Linked DNA regions of Homo sapiens: region 2 is linked to region 1. A link is a loop called in an ENCODE intact Hi-C map of the cell type or tissue named here. Cell type or tissue: heart left ventricle. All regions are shown on one strand.

The links. Hi-C counts contacts between places; a loop is a spot of excess contacts. Peaks named below come from ENCODE experiments on the same cell type or tissue, not always from the same donor. Only the 100,000 strongest peaks of a DNase experiment are listed, where the experiment ranks them.
Region 2: a loop joins it to region 1, with 2.0 times the contacts of the local background. A loop is called at or near these places in 4 of 110 quality-filtered maps.

The regions. Positions count from the first base shown.
Region 1 is chr14:74,660,495-74,668,494 of GRCh38, reverse strand. It overlaps AREL1 (apoptosis resistant E3 ubiquitin protein ligase 1), which reads left to right. Exons shown (of 20, transcript NM_001039479.2): 16 at 901-1,030; 17 at 1,118-1,176; 18 at 3,570-3,659; 19 at 4,421-4,596; 20 at 4,673-7,239. The coding sequence ends at 4,775. Among named protein-coding and RNA genes, the nearest start is that of AREL1, 49 kb to the left of the region's middle. In heart left ventricle, no CTCF peak of the experiment used is centred here; no DNase peak of the experiment used is centred here; H3K27ac peaks cover 3,804 bases.
Region 2 is chr14:74,811,441-74,819,440 of GRCh38, reverse strand. It overlaps YLPM1 (YLP motif containing 1), which reads right to left. Exons shown (of 21, transcript NM_019589.3): 10 at 7,703-7,821; 11 at 6,659-6,813; 12 at 3,176-3,238; 13 at 2,751-2,870; 14 at 2,334-2,510; 15 at 2,164-2,247; 16 at 1,127-1,210. Among named protein-coding and RNA genes, the nearest start is that of YLPM1, 52 kb to the right of the region's middle. In heart left ventricle, no CTCF peak of the experiment used is centred here; no DNase peak of the experiment used is centred here.

The DNA of each region.
Region 1 (8,000 bases):
TAGAAATGCTTACATTAAAAAAAAAATCCAGGATTGTGCATACCAACAGAAAAAATGTTTTACATTTTTAGATCCATTGAGAATCCCTGCTGTGGAGTAGCATGCTATTGCTACCATGCTGTTGTCTTAAAATCTGATCTTGTAACTTCATTCACCTGTGGAGACAACCTTGGTCACTCTACACAAATATTCCTGGATGATGGTTTTAAGCTGTGCTTCAGGGCTCCTTCAAAGTTCCCTTAGGAGTTTATTGGGGGATACCAATTCTGTTTGAGAGTCATACAGTTTGTTCACCTTTTTCTTTGCAGAGAGGAAAGTTCAGGCCAAATAATTTCCCCTAAGGTCTGGAGGGGCAATTAACCAAAGGTCTGTAGCAAGCTAGCATCAGGGCTGAGATTAGAATCCAGGATCTTCAAGTATCAAACTGTGGCTTGTTCTGTTGACTCACATTAGAGATAAAAGAATGTGTGGGAACAATTGTTCCCATCTTGGAATTTCTGAGACATAAAAAGACTTCCTTACTGCTTATCTGATTTTACTCTTAGTTGCTTAGAGAAGAGGTCAATAGTGGTTTCATTTTGGATCATAGATTAAAACATTGCTAGCGAGGAGCCATAGTATCTTCCTATTGCATCACTACTACTTGACTGAGTCAGAGAAGACCTTACCCAGGCACCCATTTCAGAAATAATAGCTAGTATACAGCAATAGTGGTAGGAACCCTGAAGCTTAGGAACTAAATTAAACCAAGTGTGTTGAAAAGCTGAATGCACAGCAGAAACTTGTGACTGACAGTGATGGAGGTCAGTAATCTGTGTCTATAAAACATCCAGGCAGATGTCATCTCATAAATTTCCATCCACAGCCTCTCCCTTGTCTGTCTTTTGCTGCCTGTTACAGGTTGTAGAACTCATGACAGGTGGAGCTCAAACTCCAGTCACCAATGCGAATAAAATCTTCTATTTAAATTTGCTGGCCCAATATCGGCTGGCCAGTCAAGTGAAAGAGGAGGTGGAACATTTCCTAAAAGGTGGGATCCTGTCTGTTCTTGGCCTTGAAGTTAAAATACCTGTATCCATGGTGTGGGTATGACTTTAACTTGCCTACTTTGTTTCAGGCCTGAATGAATTGGTCCCTGAGAACCTTTTGGCTATTTTTGATGAGAATGAGCTTGAGGTAAGTGATTGCAATTCAGACTCCCATTCTTAACTTGGCATTTTTGTAGCTTACAGGAACCAGCTTGGTGTACCTTCTCTTATGAGATGCAGCTGGAAAGCCATTTATGCAAGAGGTGGTTTCACTTTTGTCGCTCCTCCATTCATTGACCCTTCAGCCTTTAAAAAATTAGAATGTGAAAATTAGTAGCAAAGAGTGCAGAGATATTAGCTTAAGGGATAAATAAATGAAAGTAGCAAGTAGCTCATTATTTATGAAGAGTAATAATTAATACTCATTTATTCATCAAGTATCACTGAGGCCGGGCATGGTGGCTCACTTCTGTAATCCCAGCACTTTGGGAAGTTGAGGTGGGTGGATCACCTGAGGTCAGGAGTTCGAGACCAGCCTGGCCAACATGGTGAAACCCCGTCTCTACTGAAAATACAAAAATTAGCTGGGTGTGGTGATGCACGCTTGTAATCCCAGCTACTTGGGAAGCTGAGGCATGAGAATTACTTGAACCCCGGAGGCGGAAGTTGCAGTGATCCGAGATCGCACCACTGCATTCCAGCCTGGGCAACAGAGTAAGACTCTGTCTCAAAAAAAAAAAAAAAAAAATCAATGAGTAGTAAAGAATGTTAATATCATGTACCGTCTATAAAATCCTATGACATTTAAGGGAGTAATAGAATTTATTTTTTCAGGTATATATTGAGTGCCTCCTGAGGCACTGCAGAGAGAGTAACGAATAAGACAAAGTTCCAGCCCTCATGGGCTACATTCTAATGAAGTGAAGGAAACAAACCAAAAGATGAGATCATATTTCAAAAGCATTAGACCAAAACAGTATATAGTATATATTTTTATTTATATAGTAAATTCATTCTTATTTCAGATCCTGTAACAACTAAAAAATGGCTCTAAGATGGTAAATACCATTCTATGCAGAACTGAAGTCCGTATCAGGTGTGGGCAAAGAATAACATCAATTTGTTGTGGCCTGTTGCTCACAGATGAGACATCAGTACAAAATGGTGCAGTGCAAGTTACTAGTTATAAATTCCCGTAGTTTCTATGAGGAGTGTCTTTCTGCAAACGTTTCTTTAGGGAGGAAGGTTTTCTTTTAAAATGGGGGAAAAAGTAATTTTAGGTGGTCTTGCCCAATTCTTATTTCTATTAACTGAAGTAGATTTGAGAACAAGAATCAAAATCTTCTGTAATTTTCATGTTTTATATCTTCAGATGTGAAATCCAAACAAAATGAACTCTCCACAGCTCAGCCTAAAGTTTCTGATAAACCTGTTACCTAGCACTGTTATTTTTTGGGCTGAGGAATAACTACTGGTAAATTTTGTTACATTTTGAAGCAAAGCATTTGTAACAATTTGTAGAAGTAAGTAGAAAGGAAGGACATGGTCTCTTACAGTTGTTCCACATCCTGCTCTTAGTTCCTGGTCAGCTTAGCAAGTTCTTTTTGAAGGAGCCAAGGCTTCTCAGGCTCAGTTTGGGCTCTTCTTGTCTCTGGTTAGAATGTATTATTCTTTATAGCTATTGGATGAGTACTTGCAGTCTGCTAAGTAACATGCTGGATCCTGAACCAAATTAGGACATTAACAAGATGTTTAAGGCTCTGATGTCATTAATGTTCTCATTTTTTGGCATACTTTTAAATGTATCTGATCAAGTAGAGGCAGAAGCTGAAGGGAAGGTAGTAAAAGTTCAATCCACAAAAGAATGCATCCTAAGAAAAAGGAAAGGTCATTGACAAATTCATAAATGGGCCTGGGGATTTTGGGGAAACAGCTTGCCTTTTCTCCTTGATATTCCCAGGCTAAGTTTAGAGCAGACTGTCAGGAAACAGTTTGTGTGTGTGTGTTTTGTCCTTTGTTTCATTTAAAAATAATCCATAGTAGCAGTTCTTAGGGTGTTCATCAGAAATACCTCGCCTGTAATCCCAGCTACTCAGGAGGCCGAGGCAGGAGAATCACTTGAGCATGCAAGGTGGAGAGGTGGAGGTTGCAGTGAGCCGAGACAGTGAGACTCCGTCTCAAAAAAAAAAAAAAAAAGAAAAGAAAGAAATACCTGAGCAATTTTTTTTCTTCCTGTATAAGCTCATAACCTGTTCCGAGAGATTCAGATTTAGAGGTCCCAGGTAGGGCCACCAACACTTGTATAAATATATATTTTAAAAGCCATGTGAATCTTTTTTTTACCCACTGGTTAGCAACTATTGCCCTGTTGTATGTAATTGATTTTCCTAAAGCAGTATTCTGGCATTATGACCTCACCTTCTGTCTTTTTCCTGGTAATGTTTTCTTCTACATTTTGCCTGTTAACTTAGGTAATTTTGACCTTATATTGGGTCTTTGTCTCTCTGACTGTCATAGTAACACCTTACCATCTTTTTCCAGCTGCTGATGTGTGGGACTGGAGACATCAGTGTGTCTGACTTCAAAGCCCATGCAGTAGTTGTTGGTGGCTCATGGCATTTCAGAGAAAAGGTAAATGGACCAAACTTCTTTCAGTTGGATTTGTGCCATGTTATAAGGAAAAAGTTTCAGAAGAAAAAAGTAGAGGAGGCCGGGCGCAGTGGCTCATGCCTGTAATCCCAGCACTTTGGGAGGCTGAGGCAGGCGGATCACAAAGTCAGGAGTTTTGAGACCAGCCTGGCCACATGGTGAAAGCCCGACTCTACTAACAATACAAAAAAAAAAAAAAAAAAATTAGCTGGGTGTGGTGGCACATGCCTGTAGTCCCAGCTACTCGAGAGGCTGAGGCAGGAGAATCGCTTGAACCCAGGAGGTGGAGTGAGCTGAGATCACGCCACTGCACTGCAGCCTGGGTGACAGAGCGAGACTCTTTCTCAAAAAAAAAAAAAAAAAAAAAAAGAAAGGAAAAGAAGAAAAAAGTAGGGGAGTCAAAGCAGTTGATATGTTTTCTGGGAAAAAAAAATGATGCATGGGGAAAGATAGGTGGTTGTCCAGGCAGAAGGGAGCCCTGATCCCTAAGGGCTGTCATGCTGACTGCCACAGGAGTAGTAAATTGGAGATGGCGAAGAAAGAGAACCAACAGTCAGTGACTACCCTCCTAATCATGTGACAGTGTAAATTCTTGAAGTGCTTGTCAAACTGTTCCTACCCTGTGTCCTCATAGAACGGTAACTGGGGCACAGCCCCACTTTAGTGTATCTTGTTCCTTCCCCAGGGATCTAATCCTAGCTTGTTTACTGTGTGTGATCCCAGCCTTGTGCTCTCCCTGCCAGGTCATGAGGTGGTTTTGGACTGTGGTTTCCAGTCTGACCCAGGAGGAGTTGGCTCGGCTACTTCAGTTCACAACAGGCTCCTCTCAGCTACCACCTGGAGGCTTTGCCGCCCTCTGTCCCTCATTTCAGATTATTGCCGCTCCGACCCATAGCACGCTGCCTACTGCACACACATGGTAGGTATCTGCCCGCCTGATGCATGCCCAGTGTTTTTGGTGGTATGAGTTAATCACTTCTCCCTTGCCCTTCCAGTTTTAACCAGCTGTGCCTCCCTACATATGACTCCTATGAAGAGGTGCACAGGATGCTGCAGCTGGCCATCAGCGAGGGTTGCGAGGGCTTTGGCATGCTCTGACCACTCTCCTGTCATCCAGTTGGCTCCCATGCTCTCTGGAGCTTCTGGGCGCAAGTTACAGACATCATAACCACTGATCCTAACACACATAACCATCAGCCAGAAGATGCCGCATGCTCCCCTGTGTCTGGAGGATTTTGTCACCTACAAGCCTTGTCTTTACCTCACCTGCTCCCTGCCCATATCTACCACAGGCCACTTTGGCATGGTATGTAAGCTGAGCTCTTCATTCTGTCATGAGAAGAGGACCATGCTGCTATCATTTATTTGGTCCTTTGAAGATCTCAGTAGCTGAGGGAGATGGCACACGGGGCTCAGCCCTGTTGGGAAACTGGTGTGGAGACCCTTAAATCCACACTGTGCTCCAAAACTCCCTCTGCTGATACTCCTTGGAGACACCCTCTTTGGCCCTCACTACTTGACCAGACTGGTACTTGAGTCCTTCTCATGGGTGGGGTGATTGCCTCTTCTCATCAGGAGCCAGGAGAGAGGGGGACAGATAGGAGGTGGCCCATAGGAGCAGTCCCGCTGCACAATGGTAGGCATAGGCCATGGCACTGGACTGCCTCTAAGGACTGCTAAAAAGAATATTTTTTTGTGGTGTCAGAACTGGAAAAAGCACTTTCCCTTCGGGCATTTCTGGAAATGATTATTAATCCACAAAGAAGAACTCTGTAAGCTTTTTCTTGAATTGTAGCCAGTGAGAAAAGCAGATAGACTGAAGAATATGAAGGATAGCTGAGCTGTAGCCTCCAGAGTGGGGCATGCCTAGGCATATGGCTGGCTTGGAGACTACTGATGCTTTTCCCTGAGTTTGTTATTGGCACTGAAGTATGGCCGGCTTGGGCCACTGACTTCCCCATTATGTAGTCTGCTAAAAGCTGGGGATCCTTTAGCATTCTACTGAAGAAAATTTTGTAGCAAAAGATTAGAACAGTAAGAATAGTATGCCAGCAATCCCTGATTCTCTCTCTGCTTGGTGTTCTCTGGCAGCACTAAGACAAAGGAACAGGGACTAGGAGTTTACGTGCTTATCACAGGTCCTTGGCGTCAGGACACTAGGGATGAACATGGAGGTGATATGTTACACAGTAAACACCTGCCAACCCCTGTACTCCCCTTTGCTCCATCAGTTATCAGGAAGGAGAACTAAGGAGGGAGGAAGCTTATTAGGTTCACTGTTGAATGATGATTGAAGAGTACCTGCTGCTGTATCTTGGAAGATGACAACATCCTTTTTCATTACTGTTTGATTGAAAATAATTTCAAGATTCAAAATCTCATTGACTTCCCAAATTTGTGTTTTTAAGAAGGCTTTGCTGCAAGCTACCATTCCCAATGGGGCAGTCAACTCTGAGAATATTACAAGCCATCTTTATTGCCAAAACCAGCAAGTACACAGAGTCCTGAAACAAGGCAGGACTTTGGCAATGCCTTGGCCTCCTGGAAGCATGTCTGAGCCCTCCTGTTCGCAGGGATCATGAGGAACAAGCCCTCCTGAGCTGCTACAGTTCCTGCCTGACCTCAGTCTTTCGCAGTCATCATTTGTCCTTTCTTGGCACATGGGTGCTGACCTCACTCATCCTTGGGGTCCGGGATCCAGCATCAGGGTCTCTATACCCCAGGATCCTCCATGCCACATGGTCACTGCTCTCCTCAGGGACCAGGACAAGGTGCTGCTGCTTGCCCAAATGTTTTCCCATGGGATATGTACCGGAAGGTTTATCACCACCCTGGGAAACATAATGCTGCCCCTTGGGCCCAGAAAGGGGTTTCCAGCTGGGGGCACGTGGACTGGTTCTGCTGTTTTTGGCAGTCGCTTTTCTGAATTCTCCCCTCCGGCAGCCTTCCAGAGACTGATCCTGGAGATTGAGTTGATTGTCTTGGCTAGACCTGTCATTTTAAGCTCTAGTCATAGCACTTTTTCAGAGCATCTTAGGCACCATTGCAACCCAACCAGGGAAGCTGCATCCCTGTGGTGGTCCTTAGGCACCAGTCTTTGTTAAACAAAACCCTTTGGCACTATTGTGGTTTTCTATTCTCTGTCTGAACTCTATTCAAAAGTATCTTTGCTCTCTTGGGCCTTTTCTTTTACTGTTTTGTTTTTTTTTTTTCTAATCCTGCTTTCATACTAGCCAGTGTGGGGAAAAGGTACAATATGTCAAAGAGATGAGAGAGTGTTATTTCTTGGGCAATTTTCTATTAGTGTTTCTTATTTTGGCCAGTTCTTTTATTTATGTCCTTGTGACCCAGGTACTTGGGGGGCCAGCTACCCTTCTGGCCTTTTAGCGTCTTTGAAGGAGACCAGACATGAGTGAATACCTAGGAGAGTGTCAGCATGTTTCTGGAAAATTGGCAGAGACCAAGCCCTGCTGCAGATTCGTCAGGCCAGGTGAAAGGGCCAGGCAGTTGCAGCTGATGATGTAAATATTTTGTACAGTAGATAAATAAATGTTTAAAAGAACTAAGGAGTGAGTGGCTGCTTTAAATGGAGATTCATGGCTTGACTGGAAGGTGGGGAAGGAAAAGATTTGGAAATGATTTTGCATTTCCCCAGGAATTCCTCCTGAAGTGGTCGGCTCGGGGTAGAGTGTACACCTGGAGTCCTGGCCTGTCCCACTCTTGCCCTTTCACCCTTCCCTGATTGCTGTCCATGGTGCCAGGCAGGGCCACTGTCTCAGCCATGGGGAGACGAGGACAAGTGTTTATGCTCAGTTTCTGAAGAAGGAACCGGTTAATCAGTCTTTAAACAATAATTCATTGTTGTTTTACTACCTAGAAATTCAATATAGAAAATTTGGAAATAAGAAAAAGAACAAGGGAAATAGGTAAGTTGCTATCCAGAGGTAATCACCGTTAACACTTTGATAAATAGCCTTTTGATTTTCATATTTAAGCACACATTTGTCTCCCAACATCTCCCTCACCCACAAGGGGTTTGGGAGTGGCAAACAAAAATACTGCTCCTAAGAAGTTTGTTGGCGGCAAGTCTTACCGATTCTTTTCAGCTTACAAAGGTAAGCTTGGAAGAGAAGAAAAAAAACAGACCTCTGATTTGGGCCTAGAAGGAGTAGTATTAAGGACCCTGACTTTCTTGGGAAAGTAATTATGATGTCTTGTATATTGGTTCCCAATCTGGAAAATGTTAAAAAAATTCCCTTTTGAATTTAAAAACAAAACAAAACAGATCCTTGCCCCCACCCCAAACAGTGCATTCTCCTCTTA
Region 2 (8,000 bases), 150 kb before region 1:
TAGCCAGGCATGGTGGCGCATGCCTGTAGTTCCAGCTAATAAGGAGGCTGAGGCAGGAGAATCGCCTGAACCCTGGAGGCGGAGGTTGCAGTGAGCCGAGATTACACCACTGCACTACAATCTAGGTGACAGAGTGAGACTCCACCTCAAAAAAAAAAAAAAAAAAAGCACAATGACAATATTGAGTATGGAAGAGGTCAAACAAACAGAAACCTACAACTGGTAAAAAATAGAAAATTTTTCCTTCCATCAAATAAATAATTAATTCAGGCAAGAATTACCAGTGAATGAAAATTTGTTGGGGAAAAGATATTAAGAGTATCTCCCTACAGATTACTTATCACAAAGAGAAAAAGGTAGAAAAATTTGATGGATATCACCTTAACCAAGTAATCAGTGCTTAAATCACCAATAATGAGATAAATTAACACCATATGGCTCCTGATGTGACACACTGAGAGGGCACAGTATCACTTATGTAGCATTCCCGCTAATGTTTAACCTGAACCTAAGCATGTGGAAACAAACAGACAAATTCAAATTGAGGGGCATTCTACAAAACAGGCCTATACTCTTCATAAATTCTTTATCTTTCATGACAATGACAAGGCTGAGAAACTATATTTTATATTAAAGGATTGAATCTTAGATTTTTGAAAATTTCTATATACCACGTTATAGGGACAACTGGTAAAATGTGAATATAAACTATATGTGAGATAATTCAAGAAATTTAATTCAGGAAATTTATATTACTTAATATAGTATTTTATCAATACTAAATTTCCTGCATTTGATAACTGTCATCAAATCAAAAGAGAATGTACTTGTTCTTACAAGATACCTACTGATGTATTTAAGGGTGAAGGTTTATAAGATCTGCAACTTAACTCTCAAATGGTTCCACAAAAACAGTGACATCATTAACAAGAATGTTAATAAGAATACATGCATTCAGAGAAAAATGTGGCAAAATACTAACCGTGATCTCAATGAAAGGCATATCAGTAGGTGTTCTTGTATGAATACTATTCATATAACTTTTCTGTAGGTTTTAAGTTTTTCAAAGTAAAAAGGTGAAAAAGTAACATCACTTTGCATTGCATTTGAACCAAAGGATACTCACCTCTTCAATAGCAGCATCTTGCAGCAAAGAACGAATATCTAGACGCATCATGTGACGAGGTGCAGTTTCCCAGTGATCAGCCATCTATTGAAAAATTCAGATGGTTGAGTTATCTCTAGAAACTACTCAAAGACCAAGTAAGCATCCAAGATAAACAACATTTAACAATATTTTAAAATATTGTTAAATATTAATTAAATATTTGTTAAATATTAATTTAATATTGTAAAGTCTAATGGGCTAATTTCTTTTTTTTTTTGAGACAGAATCTCGGTCTGTCACCCAGGCTGGAGTGTAGTGGCGCCAACATGGCTCACTGCAGCCTTGACATGGTGGGCTCAAGTGATCTTCCCACTTCAGCCTCCCCAGTAGCTGGGACCACAGGCACATGACACCATGCCCAGCTAATTTTTGTATTTTTTTGTAGAGACAGGGTTTCGCCATGTTGCCCAGGTTGGTCTCAAACTCCCAGGCTCAAGCGATCCGCCCACCTCAGCCTCCCAAAGTGCTGGGATTACAGGCCTAAGCCACCATGCCAGGCCATAACAGGCTAATTTCAAGAAGAGCTAGGAAAAGAAACAAAGGAAGAGAAACATTTACTAAAGCAGATAGGAAAGTTATTATGAAAAAAAAAGGAGATAAACAAGAGCTTCCAGACAAGAGTGCTGATACAGATAATATGAGGTTTAGAGTACAGTCACACATCACTTAGCAATGGGCATATATTATGAGGAATGGGTCATTAGGCAATTTTGTCATTGTGTGAACATCATGGAGTATACTTACACAAACCTAGATGATAAAGCCTACTGCACATCTAGGTTACAAACTTGTACAGCATGTTAATGTACTGAATACTGTAGGCAACTGCAACACAATGAAGTATTTGTGTACTTAAACATATCTAAACACAGAAAAGGTACAATAAAAATACATTATAATCTTATGGGACCACCATATATGCAGTCCTTCCTTAACCAAAACATCATTATGCAGCGCATGATAGTACTCTATTATTCTATGTTTCTTAAAATCACCTTATTTATTTCTTTAAGCTTTCTTCCATGAATATTTCTCTTGCCACAAGTCTGGTTATCTGCACTCATTTCAGCCAAATATACCTAAGCAAGAATGAATAATAATTAGGCAAAGATATATAACATTTACATGACAACACAAAGTACTTTAAAGTTCTTTAAGCTTCTACCTCAAATCCCTTGGTTTTTGCTGCACTCCAAAACTGGTCAAAATGCCTAACTCTGTCATTGATGGCATCCAGGATGATGAAGGGAAAAAAGCCATCATCCAGAGTCTTTTTGAAAGTTTTGAACATGCTGGTGCGGTAAGTCTCCTCCATCTCAGCTTCATATTCATATTCCATTACCTAAGGTCCCCCAAAAGAGATATGGAATTAGCAAAAGCAAAGAATCATCCAAAACCTTTTCCTTGGTTAGTATTTGGATAGAGATGACTTTGTAGTCTTTCCTTCACACCCAAGTACTAAAGTACTGTGTTCGGAAAAGAGAGAGGTCCCTGCCCTCAAAAAAGCCACATTTCTCTCCAAACACATTTTCCTTTAAATACTATTAATGAATCAGAACGAGATCTGAGATGAATACCATACCTTCTTTTTCACTTTCTTTCCAGAATCTGGATCTTTTTCTTCTTTTTCCACTTCAGTGATGAAGTAATCATCCAGGCTTAGAACTCTGGGTGCAGGTCCTCCAAATTCTACCTCCTTATCCTAAGAATCATACAGTCAAGAAGGTTAAAACGAATTTATGGAATAAATTAATGTTCACACCAAAGTTCCCTCTTGTGGCTAAATAATATACAATCTTCTGGTGGTTTCAAATCAAGCAGAGGCAAAAATGTTTCTCTGAGTAGATAAAAATATATATGGGACAACATCTACCACATGGGCCAACTGTAATGGATCAAATGGAAGACAATTCTATTGGCATTATGTTGCTTGCTATTAATAAGAAGGCAAGTGACTACTAACACAAGCAGCACAAGCAGCTGATTTTTCAGCTTCCCCATACTCACTCGAATAAGTTTTGCAACATGTGTCTTTCCACTGCCAGGTAATCCTCTCATTATAACAACAATCTGAAACAGAATAGACCAAAAAAAAAAAAAAATCACTGAGAGAAAATTTTCTGCAATGAGATAACAGTTAACAATGACCTACCATTTTCCAGGATAGACTATACAACAGGCCATGAAACAAACCTTCATAAATTTGAAAGGACAGAAATAATATAAAGTATGTCACTGGACCACAGTGGAATGAAATTAGAAATTAATAGTAAGAAAAAATTAGAGAAACTCACAAATACGTGAAAACTAAACAACATACTCCTAAATAACCAATGAATCAAAGAAAAAATGAAGAGGAACCAGAAATCAAGAGGAGCCAGAAACCAGGAGGAACCAGAAAATACTCTGAGATGAATGAAAAAAACACAACACACCAAAGCTTACAGGATACAGCTAAAGCAGTGCTTAAAAGGAAATTGATAGCTATAAATGCCTATAGTAGGAAAGAAATAGGTCTCAAATCAATAACTTAACCATCCACTTTAAGACACTTGAAAAAGAAGAGCAAACTAAAGAAACAGAGGAAAGAAACAATAAAGATTAAAGCAGAAGTTAATAAAATAGAAAACAGAAAAACAAAAGAGAAAAAGTCAATAAAACCAAACGGTGGCAGTGGTTCTTTAAAAAGACCAACTTTTTTTTTTTTTTTTGAGATGGAGTCTTGCTCTGTTGCCCAGGCTGGAGTGCAGTGGTGCAATCTTGGCTCATCGCAACCTCTGCCTCCCAGGTTTGAGCGATTCTCATGCCTCAGCCTCCCAAGCAGCTGGGATTACAGGTGCCTGCCACCACGCCCGCCTAATTTTTGTGTTTTTAGTAGAGATGGGGTTTCACCGTGTTGACCAGGCTGGTCTTGAACTCCTAGCCTCAAGTGATCCGCCCACCTCAGCCTCCCAAAGTGCTGGGATGACAGGCATGAGCCACCACGCCTGACTAAGATCAACAAAATTGATGAACTCTTACCTAGGCTGAATAGAAAAAAAAGAAGATTCAAATTACCAGAATCAGAAATGAAAGCTGGGCTCAGTGGCATGTGCCTATAATCCCAGTTCCTCAGGAGGCTGAGGCAGGAGGGTCACTTGAGCCCAGGAGTGCAACCCCAGCCTGGGCAATAGTGAGACTCTGCCTCGAGTAAAAAAGAAATGAAGGAGGAGACATTACTACCAACCTTATAAAAAAGATTACAAAGGAATACTATGAACAATTGTATGCCAACAAATTAGATAATTTAGGTGAAACAGACAAATTCCTGGAAAGATGTAGACTACTAAAATTTACTCAAGAACAAATAAACAATCTGAATAGACCTATAACAAGTGAAGAATCTAAGACAATAATTTTAAAAAACTACACACAAAGAAAAGCCTAAGCCTGGATGACTTCATTACTGAATTCACCAAACATTTAAATACCGACTCTTCCCAAGGTCTTCAAAAACATAGAATAGGAAGGAATAATTTCTAACTTACTTTATGAGGCCAGCATTACACCAAACCACATACAGACAAGAAAACTACAATATCTCCTATGAATATGGATGCAAAAATCCTCAACAAAATATTAGCAAGCTGAATCCAGCAACATATAAAAATTATTACACACCATGATCAAGTGGGATTTATCCCAGGAATGCAAGTTAACATATGAAATCAATTAATGTAACACATCATATCAACAGACTAAAAACCAAAATCACACGATCATCTCAACTGACACAGAAAAAGCATTCAACAAATCCAACATCCTCTCATGATAAAAACATTCAACAAACTAGGAATAGAAGGGAACTTTCTCAACCTAATGAAGTGCATCTACAAAAAAATTCCACAGCTAATATCATTCTTCTTTTTTTTAAAGACGGAGTCTCGCTCTGTCGCCCAGGCTGGAGTGCAGTGGCGCGATCTTGGCTCACTGCAAGCTCCGCCTCCTGGGTTCATGCCATTCTCCTGCCTTAGCCTCCTGAGTAGCTGGGACTACAGGTGCCTGCCACCACGCCCAGCTAATTTTTTGTATTTTTAGTACAGACGGGGTTTCACCGTGTTAGCCAGGATGGTCTCAATCTCCTGACCTCATGATCCGCCCATCTCAGCCTCCCAAAGTGCTGGGATTACAGGCGTGAGCCACCACACCCAGCAACATCATTCTTAATGGTAAAAGATTGTATTTTTTTCTCTCTAAATCAGATACAAGACAAGAATGTCCACTCTTGCCATGTCTATTCAACACTGCATTGGAGGTTCTAGCCAGGGCAATTAGGCAAGAAATAAAAGGCATTCAATTCAGAAAGAAAGAAGTAAAAGTATATTTGCAGATGACATGATCTTATACATAGAAAACCTTAAGAATCAACTAAAAACCTACTAAAAGTAATAAATGAATTCAGTGGTATTGCAGGATACAAGACGAATAAACAAAAATAAACCATATTTCCATATATTTGCAAGGAACAATCCAAAAATGAAATTAAGCCATCAATAATAACTTTACTACAGGGTACTATGTTCACTTTTTGGGTGACAGGCTCTTTAGAAGCCCAAACTCCAGCATTACACAAAATACCTGTGTAATGAACCTGCACATGTATCCTGAATCCATAATTTAAAAAAAAAATGTGAATGTATTAAACAATCCAATCAAAAGGCAGAGATTTTCAGACTGCATTAAAAAACACGATCCGCTGTGTCCTACGGAGTCAGAAACAGGAATCTGAATTTCTAGAGTGATTAGGGAGTTACCCTTGCAAGGATGGTGAAGAAATGTCAGAAATAAAGGGAACCTGAATGGAAAAAAAAAAAGATCCAACCATAGGCATACTACAGGAGACACACTTTACATTAAAAGATACAAATAGAATGAAAGGAAGGAAATGGTAAAAGATTTATCATGCAAACAGCAACCACAGGAAAGGTCAAGTAGCTATATAGTAATAGTAGGCAAAAAGACTTTAAAACAACAATCTATTAATTCTGTATATATGGAATTAAAATATCTGGCTGAAATCTCCAGTACCAGTTAATTCAAATGGAGTCAGTCTAATTATTCTGTAATAAGACAAATTTAATAGAATGCGCACATTTGGAGGTCACTAGGAAATTAAGCCTAAGCTAATCAAGTCTCCTAATTCTCCCTTTCTATTCCACACACCATAAAACCAAATCCACTTTTCCTCTCTTCAACGCGCAATTAATTGAGGTCTCATTAATATGTTTTAAAATTCAACATCTTTTTTGCCAAGTACTTTAGTGCTAAATTCTTAAAGATTCTATAGTGTAGGCCATTTATGAGATTATATGGTGATTTAGAGATAGTAAAACGTCTTGAATCTGATATTATTACTATGTTGCAGAAAAATAAAGAAATTCTTTTCAGGATATTAACAAGATCTCTTATCTTCTGGTTTGCACGAAGACGAATCAACTTCATAGGACTCACTCTCTCAGGTCTGCTCTCCCGGCCCGGTGGTTTCAAAATATCGTCCACATTCTTTGATTCAGGCTTCTTCTCGACTCGTGGAGCTGGAGGAGGCTGGTGGCTCAGTGAAGGAGCTGGCAGAGGCATTCGCTCCTCAGGATAAGTCCTTCGTTCTCCTAGGATTCCAGCAGTTGAACAAAATTACTATTTGTAGAGTAATTATTTTGAAATTCAACTCTCCCCACACATCCTAAGGTAATATAATTCAAACCAAGTCCAGTGATTTTGGGGCCACTTTTAACTTTAATTAGAGAAAATTTAAGGTAATGTAAAATCTACTGAAGTCAAGAAAATGAGAAGATTTAAGTATGATTTCAGGCAAATAGAATGTTCTGCAAAACACTGAATTCATCCTTGTTTGTATTAAATGTAGGAAAGTTAAGCAACAGGACATGGAAGAATAATAAATGCTTTGCTGGATAGTCCTAAGTTCTGTAACTTCTGCTTTATGGTTTTAAGAGTAAGAGTTATACCATCTTAGGAGAGCCTGTTCCTAAAAATAGGTATGAGTTTCTAGTTTAAGTGTAAATCATAGCAGTGAAAAACTAAAAGCAACCTAAATAACTAAGAATAAGGGTCTTGGTCTTATATTTTATCCACTCAATGGAATGTCACAGAGCCATTAATAAAATAGGTTTACATATGAAAAATGTGTATGGTGCAATATCAATCAGAACAATCACGATAAAGAAATTGTATTATTATACTTTGATTACAACTTCATAAATATGTCTGTAAAGAGCGAATGAGAGGAAAGCTACAAAATTATAATAGCTGTAGTATGGTAGGTAGTGAGACTATCAGTAATTTTGATTCTACTTTGTTTTAAAAATAAACATGCTTTATTTCATTAATTACACTGCTATTTTTTAGGACAATGCCACCAGCTCTAAGAAATCTGTGAATACGTTTTACTCTAAAAGTTTAAATTCATAGCTACAATGGAAAGCATCTCCCATGCTTTACATTCTCAACATCCTTGTAGTTAATAAGGCATCACTCTACCTCCAAACATGGATGGTCCTTCATAGACTGGTCGGTCAGACTTCCGGTCATAGGATGGCCTATCAAAACCCCCTCTTCTGGATGAGGAATGGTCTTTTTTGTCTCGATATGACTGAGCTCTAGAAGGTGTAATAGGAAGCGCTTCAGCAAATAAAAAATATTTGGGGTTCTCTGCTTTATAACGCAACAGCATTAACTGCCCAATTTTCTCTATAGGAAGGTACTCCACACAGTAAATGTTTACTTTTTTTTTTTGAGATTGGGGTCTTACTTTGTCAACCAGGCTGGAATGCAGTGG